Regions from separate parts of the Homo sapiens genome. Here regions 2 and 3 are each linked to region 1. Evidence: read pairs that join two places in POLR2A ChIA-PET (ENCODE). Cell type or tissue: PC-9. All regions are shown on one strand.

Evidence for each region. ChIA-PET counts read pairs that join two places held together with the same protein. Peaks named below come from ENCODE experiments on the same cell type or tissue, not always from the same donor. Only the 100,000 strongest peaks of a DNase experiment are listed, where the experiment ranks them.
Region 2: POLR2A ChIA-PET joins it to region 1 with 5 read pairs; 3 of 35 experiments call an interaction of 5 or more read pairs at or near these places.
Region 3: POLR2A ChIA-PET joins it to region 1 with 5 read pairs; 2 of 35 experiments call an interaction of 5 or more read pairs at or near these places.

Annotation. Positions count from the first base shown.
Region 1 is chr9:116,939,524-116,942,023 of GRCh38, forward strand. The region is part of intron 10 of ASTN2 (astrotactin 2); the gene reads right to left. Among named protein-coding and RNA genes, the nearest start is that of SNORA70C, 240 kb to the right of the region's middle. In PC-9, no CTCF peak of the experiment used is centred here; a DNase peak (open chromatin) is centred at 1,478; H3K27ac peaks cover 2,500 bases.
Region 2 is chr9:117,017,894-117,020,393 of GRCh38, forward strand. The region is part of intron 6 of ASTN2 (astrotactin 2); the gene reads right to left. Among named protein-coding and RNA genes, the nearest start is that of SNORA70C, 160 kb to the right of the region's middle. In PC-9, no CTCF peak of the experiment used is centred here; no DNase peak of the experiment used is centred here.
Region 3 is chr9:116,849,788-116,852,287 of GRCh38, forward strand. The region is part of intron 11 of ASTN2 (astrotactin 2); the gene reads right to left. Among named protein-coding and RNA genes, the nearest start is that of TRIM32, 160 kb to the left of the region's middle. In PC-9, no CTCF peak of the experiment used is centred here; no DNase peak of the experiment used is centred here.

The DNA.
Region 1 (2,500 bases):
CACACATTTGATTCTCAATAAGATTTAGCTGACTGTATTTTAGACAGATACAGCTAAACAGAAATAAAATCATTTGTGTCATTCTTTTGTATTTTTTTTTCCAAATTGAGCTAATCACACACACATGCAAATCTTGGGTGGCAAAAACCTACTATGTACAGGCCTGTTCTGAGTGCTAGAGAGGGAAATGAATACAATACCAATGTGGTCTCATAAAGCTCACAGCTCCACAGTGAAGGGAAGCAGTCAGTTTTCACAATGACTCAGGTGGAAAAATGATAACAAATACGTCATGGGCTGCATGATGACGTTTCCGTCAACCATGGACAAAATACATGATGGTGACCCCATAGCATGACAACAGAGCTGAAAAATTCCTCTGGCCTAGTAACATTGTAGCTTTCCTAATGTCCTAGCACAATGCATTACTCACATGTCTGTGGGGATGTTGGTGTATGCAAGCCTACCACACTCTCTGTTGTATAAAAGTATAGCACATACAATTATGTACAGTACATAATACTGGATTATGATAATAAACAACTATGCTACTGGTTTAAGTATTTATTCTACTATACTTTTAATTGTTATTTTTATTATTTTGTAGAGACAGAGGTCTCACTATGTTGCCCAGGCTGGTTTCAAACTCCTGGCCTCAAGTGAGCCTCTCGCTTCAGTTTCCCAAAACACAGGGAATACAGTTATCAGCCACCATGCTGGGCCTTTTTATTGTTATTTGAGAGTGTAGTCCTACTACTTATTAAAATCAGTTAACTGTAAAACAGCCTCAGACAAGTCCTTGTAACTGTAAGACAACCTCAGACAATACCTCCAGGAGGTATTGCAGAAAAGGCATTGCTATCATAGGAGATGACAGCTCCATGTGTGTTATTGTCCCTGAAGACCTTCCAGTGGGACAAGATGGAGGTAGAAGACAGTGATATTGATGATCCTGATTCTGTGTAGTCCTAAGCTAATGTGTGTGTTCATATCTTAGTTTTTAATAAAGGAGTTTAAGAGTGAAAAAAACTATTTATAAAAGCTCATAGAATGAAGATGTAAACCCTCATGTACACCCATATGTGTGTTTTAAGCTAAGTGTTACTACAAGTCAAAAAGTTTAAAGAAATAAAACATAAAGTTTTAGTAATCTAGGTTTATTATTGAAGAAAGAAAATTTTAAAATAAATTTAGTGTAGCCTAAGTGTACAGTGTTTATAAAGTCCCCAGTAGTATCCGGTAATGTCCTAGGCCTTCACTTTCACCCACTACTCACTCACTGACTCACCCAGAACAACTTCCGGTCCCGCAAGCTCTACTCATGGTAAGTGCCCTATACAGGTAGATAATTTTAAAAAATATTTTAAAATTTCTACTGTCCCTGTTCTATGTTTAGATATGCTCAGATACACAAACATTTACCATTGTGTTAAGTTGCCTACAGTATTCAGTACAGTAACAGGCTTTACAGGTTTGAAGCCTAGGAGTAATAGGCTACATCATGTAGCCTTGATGTACAGTAACCTTTACCATCTATTTTTGTGTAAGTACATTCTTTGATGTTTGCACAATGACCAAATTGCCAGACAATGCATTTCTCAGAACAAATCCCTTTCGCTGAGTGACACATGTCTGCAGAAGACAACTGAGGATACCAGTTTGAGATCCATTAAGACTTGGTTATGGCATATTGTTTAGCATGGTATTTGACTCTGCTAGTGTGCTTAGAATTTTCTGGTGAATTATCCTGGGATAATCTGGGATACTTGTGATTCTGGCCTGACTTTTTTTTTTTTAAGTCTTTTATTCTGGAATAATTTTAGATTTACAGAAGAGTTGCAAAGATAGTGCAGATAATTTCTGTACACCTTTCACCCAGCTTCCATTCAGCTTAACATGTTACATAACTATCCAGGAAGAACAGATGTCCTAGTTTGAGGGCTGCCAGCAGGAGAATCCCCTCTTACTCAGAGAAGGGTGAGCTGCTTGTTCTTTTCAAGCCTTCAAGTGATTGGATGAGACTCCCTACCCCCCACATCATGGAAGACAATCTGCTTTACTTAAGCTACAGAAAAAAAAAAAAAAACAACTTCACAGAAACACCTAGAATAATGCTTGACAAAATAATTGAGCATCTCCATGGGCCAGTATAGTTGACATATAAAATTAACCATCACACTCTAGTACATTTATCAAATCTAAGCAATTAATATGGAACCAATACTATGAACAAACTACAGACTTTCTTTGGAGGCTGATCATTGTTTTTTCATTACAACAGCCTTACGCAGACCAAATGACCTCAGTGTTAGATACCAGAGTTGAGACTATTGGATCAGTACTACCAAAACCAAGCAAGATAGCCAGACGACATGAGCAGAGAGGTAGGAAGAACACTGGGCCAGCAGACTACTTGAATTCTAATCCTGGCTTTGCTACTGAAAGGCCCTGAGTCCTAGATAAGCTAAAAAAAAAAAAAAAAGTCCCTTCAAGCTCTAAA
Region 2 (2,500 bases), 78 kb after region 1:
GGTGTCTTCTGAAATTGTGCAACATGGTGATCCTCCTTGGGACACAGCCAGATATCAGTCTCATTAAAAAAAAAAAAAAGTCACCTTGCTCTCACTTACCCAGGCTAGACTCATTTTTTCTAGGCTGACTTATCCTAGCAGCTTTTCCCCTGATTGTCACAATACCCTGGGATGATCGGCGTAGGGTGGGAATGAGGGACCCTACTTGAAGACATGTTGCGAGAGTGAGGAACCACTGTGGGGTCCTAGAAGTATGCCTGGCATATATTAGGTGCAATACCTTTGGAATGAAAATTTATGGTAAGACATGAATAGCTGAGTAAATTAACAAATGAATGAGTGCACCTTGTGGCCTACAGGACCCACCAGCTTCACTATGCTCCCTGCAGCCTGTTTCCACTTCTTAGGGTCTACCCTTTTGTATGAGATGTGCTTCCTTCTGCCTTTCCCAAGAAATCTGCAGAAACATCAGGAGCTGTTTGGAAAAGACAGCTCACAACTGTGAGCACTAAGAATAACCATATTAGCAATTCTTCCCCAAATCTCTTTCATTACTACACTGTGGGTTCGATGCCAACTGACCAAATTAGGCATAGGCACCTGCCTGCTTGTGTCTCTTGTGTCAGTGTGTGTATGTTTGTAAGTGTTCCTTTTTCTCTAGATCTCTTCCTTTCTACTCTCTTCTGTCTGGAATTGGCTTCACTGGAAAAAGCATAGACCTTGAAGTGGGCAGGCACATCTGGATTCAAATGGTGCCTTGACAGTTCATCATTTGAGTGACCCTGGGAAATGCTTGATATTTCTTTTCTCTGCTTGCTCATCTAAAAGAGGGTGAATAGCACTTATCTTGCAGTATTTGCAAGGTAAATGTAAGTCTGTGTCTGTGCCTCACTCATTGAATGCACATGGAAAATGGGATTTTTTTTTACTACTGCTATTGCTTAGAAATACCAGTAGAGGGTAGGTGTTACTTTTATTCCCATTGTACAGACAAGGAAATTGGAGCTAAAAGAGGTTAACTGTACATGTCCTAAATTGCACAGCTAGGAAACTGATGATTCAAAATTAGAATGCAGGCTACCTGACTCTGACTCCAGAGCTCTGTTAACACATGGCTGCCTCGCATTCTGCTTGCTTCAAGGAAAACCTATCCACATCACTAAGATTTCTGGTTGTTGTATTTTTCTTTTTCGCTTCTGTCAACATACATCTCTCATTACTTCTGTAAATACTGAGCTTCTCATGGTGGTAGCTGGAACATAAATCATACCATGTTGAAAGAGAGGGAGAAAAAAAAACAAAGAAGTCAGGGAGAAGGTGACATAATATTGTAATTCAATACTTAATATCTCCAAAGACATGTAATACATCGTCATGACATTTTCAGGAGATATTTTCTGGAAATTGGACAATAATTCAAATTAATGCTAAGCCTAAATCTAATTATTTTATGATGCTACAAAGGACTACATGGGGCCAAGCATCCAAAAATCAGCGGTTTCAACAGTCATGTTGATGAAACAAATTTCACTGCCAGGCACGGATGAGAACAGCTGCCTAAATATACAATATTAATACCTGGGGCAATGTAATAACAGGGAACTGCAGCCTAGCCACACTGTAGCCTTCTCAGCAACCAGCCTTTCACCAGCCAAGTCCTACTATGAATTCTGGGAAAGGTAAGGAGATAAAAAAATAAGGTTTTTATTCGAGGGCCAAATGAAGGCCCTGGGGATCAAATAGGACCCAGGGTGGCTGAGGTCCACGTTTCTGGTATATGTCGCATGAAAGGTGAATTCCCGTCTTCTGTTCCTGGAGGCAGCTGGTGAAATGTAGTCTGAAGGAGCCAGTCCCTGGAGCCAGAGAAGACTGGTTGGAACACCAGCCTTGCCATTTACCACCTGAAGGACTTTATGCCTATGATTCACTCTGTGAACCTTGCGGATTCTCTTCTGTAAAATGGGACAACAATACCTAACATATAACTCCTGTGTGTAATGGCACATTGAGATGTCCATGGTTCATGAAGGAAGCAAGTTGCCCGAAAATAGATAAAGTATCATCTCAGATTTGAAATAAACAAACATAAAAATAGCCATTCAGGGTTTCTGTGTGTGTGTGTGTGTGTGTGTGTGTGTGTGTGTGTGTGTGTATGTGTGTGTGTGTAGCAAAAATTCTAGAAGGAAATACATCAAAAGGGTAATCAACTGGGCAGACTAGGATTGGAAATATCCTAGGAATAGGAAAGAGGGTATATTTAATATGTGCTTCATTTACACCTATATTACCTTTGTAATAAGGATACTGATGATGGTACTATTACTAGTACTTCTATGATATTGAAAACAGCAATAACACCAACTTCAGAAGATTTGGGAAGGAAGAAAGGGTAGAATATATACAAATTGTAGTAGTGAGTCAAACACATAGAAGGTGATGAAAAATTGCTTTTTTTTTTTTGGTCTCTAGCTAATTGCCAAGAATATGTTCTCCCTCTGTT
Region 3 (2,500 bases), 90 kb before region 1:
CTTGAGGCTGTGTCCTCACATCACACCTTCTCATTGATCACTCAGACTGTGAGTGAGAAAGATTTTAAAGCTGGTTGGCTTTGCAAAGCATAGAGCAGCAACCATTGAGCATATGCTTCTGTGGGTATATATTTATTCAGCTTATGTTGAGTATAATTTTGGATGGTATGCATATTTTATTTTTTGTTGCAGAGAGCAATTTAAAAGAAGAAAAAAAATCCTTCTCTGAATGGAGACAGATGCCATATATGTTGGACCCTCAGGGGATTGAAAAGGATGAGGTTCCCAAGTCCAGTGTTCTGGGGACGGACGTGGGTGGAAGGAAACTCACAAGTGATGGGAATCCAGGATCAACTGCAACACCCACAGCAAGGCCAGCAAGGCACTAACCACCCAGTCCAGGGCAGGGCCCTTCAAGGTTTTATTCCCAAGGCCTCCCCAGTAGCCTGTCTGACTGTTCTCTACATGCTATTTACTGAGTACTAAATATTGAGTGATGGGTGAAGTGCACATCATCCCCCTTAACTTTCCCCACAACTCCATGTTGAGATGCTGTTGTACATATGAGAACACAGATACTACATTGCCCAATGTCATCAACTAGAACAGCAGGAATCTGTGTGCTGGGAAGCCAGACCCCAGAACCAGTGCTCTCAAATCCCCACCAATGTCATCTAGTGGTTACTGGAGTCCTTATTTTGGAGTCCTGATATCCATGCTACCAATTCCTATCTGAGTGACAATGAACATGTCACTTCCCTTTCTGAGTTGGCTTCCACACTCACAGGATGGAGACTGAGATACCATTTTGCTAGGGTGTTATCAAGATTCAGAGATCCAAAGTTACACTTAAAAGTCATTTGAGACATTTGTTCTTTTTTTCTACCCCACCCCCTGCCTAAAAGGTTCTCCTCTTACCCAGGATGAACTCAAGATGTAACATTTTAAAATGAGCCTTAGGAAAAAACCTGCAAGGGTTGGTACCAGCTGGAGAAAAATAAATACGCTCATGTGGGTGCCAAAGATTCAAAAGAGAGAAGCAGCAGCCCAAACCAGAGTCTACACCAGAGGGAATCATTATGGAAGGAGAAAGTTCATCCTATCATTGTGCAGAAAGGAAGGATCCATGTGTGACTCTAGGGAGTAGGATCCAAAGCATCATTTTCTAGCTCTGTAAATAGACTATGGACTCTTTGCTAGTTAGGACACAGTATCTTTCTAATGTTAGGGCCCAGAAGAGGGTCTTACACAGCAGTACTTAGTTGTTGAGCTCTGAATGCAGCTAAAATTCAACTGTGGGTTGTCTAATAACCAGTTTTTGCTTCAACCAAAGGCAAGTTTGATCTAGTTTGATAAGATGTGCTAGATGCTGGAGAATCCATTACCAACAGTCAAGAATCACATAAAAGAGCTGCTCTATGCATACCTAAGTGGGAAAACTGTAAAAAAAACATGATTAGCATAAAAGACAGGGTCTTGGCCACTTCCAGAAGGGAGGACAGGGTTACAATTGGAAATGGAGGCATGGTGGGTGTGTTGGGGGAGGGCTTATGGAATGCAGGCAATATTCTATTTCTTGACATGGGTGATGGTTTAGGTGAGAATTGCTTAATTCGTATCAAAACTGTAAATAATGTTTTACATATTTTTCTATATATTATATTGCACAGTAAAATTGCTAAACATCTATCTATCTATCTATCTATCTATCTATCTATCTATCTATCTAGTTATCTATCTATCTTATAGTAAATCTACTAAAAGGACATGTCAAAATGTTAGTAGTAGCTATTTGGAGGTGACATGACTATGGGTGATATTGTTCTTTATTTTTTCTCTATATGTCCTAAATATTCTTGTATGTGCATATAATAATTTCATAATTAAAAAAAAACACGTTTTAGTTGAATTGCTTCATTACCTAAATAAGGCAACAACAAAAACGTGAAGGTCAGTTCCACCACTTCTGCCTGAAATTCCTCCAATGGAGAACCTCATCTTCTCCCTAAGGTTCAATGTGCATGAAAGAACAGCTCTGCAGAGTAAGTTGAGGGGTGCCAAATCCCACTGGCTCTTATATAGGCCTATCTGCAGTGTCTTCCCCCTCTGGAACCAAGTACATCTTTGACTTAGGTACTGTGGCGGGAAAGGGAGATGCCCCAGAGAGAATCAAGTTTAACTCTGAATTTGTAGGAAGGACAGGAGCATAGCTGAGGATTCACAGTAAACAGAGTCATGTTGAGAAACAGGGTCCCTTCATCACCTCGGACTGTATTATCCCCATGATCATGGGCCTGAAAAATCACCTTTCCCTTTCAGTGATGATGAAGAAAATTTCTGAAAACCAAGGAAAGCCAGAAAAGGCTACTAAGTTTCCTAGCTCAACAAGCTCCTCTCTACACAATAGGACCTGATCTTAGGAAGGGAGGCCATGGCCCTGGGTTTTGCTCATGCCTGGCTACTTTCACTGGGTCCGGCCAACAATATTGTAAGGTGCAGG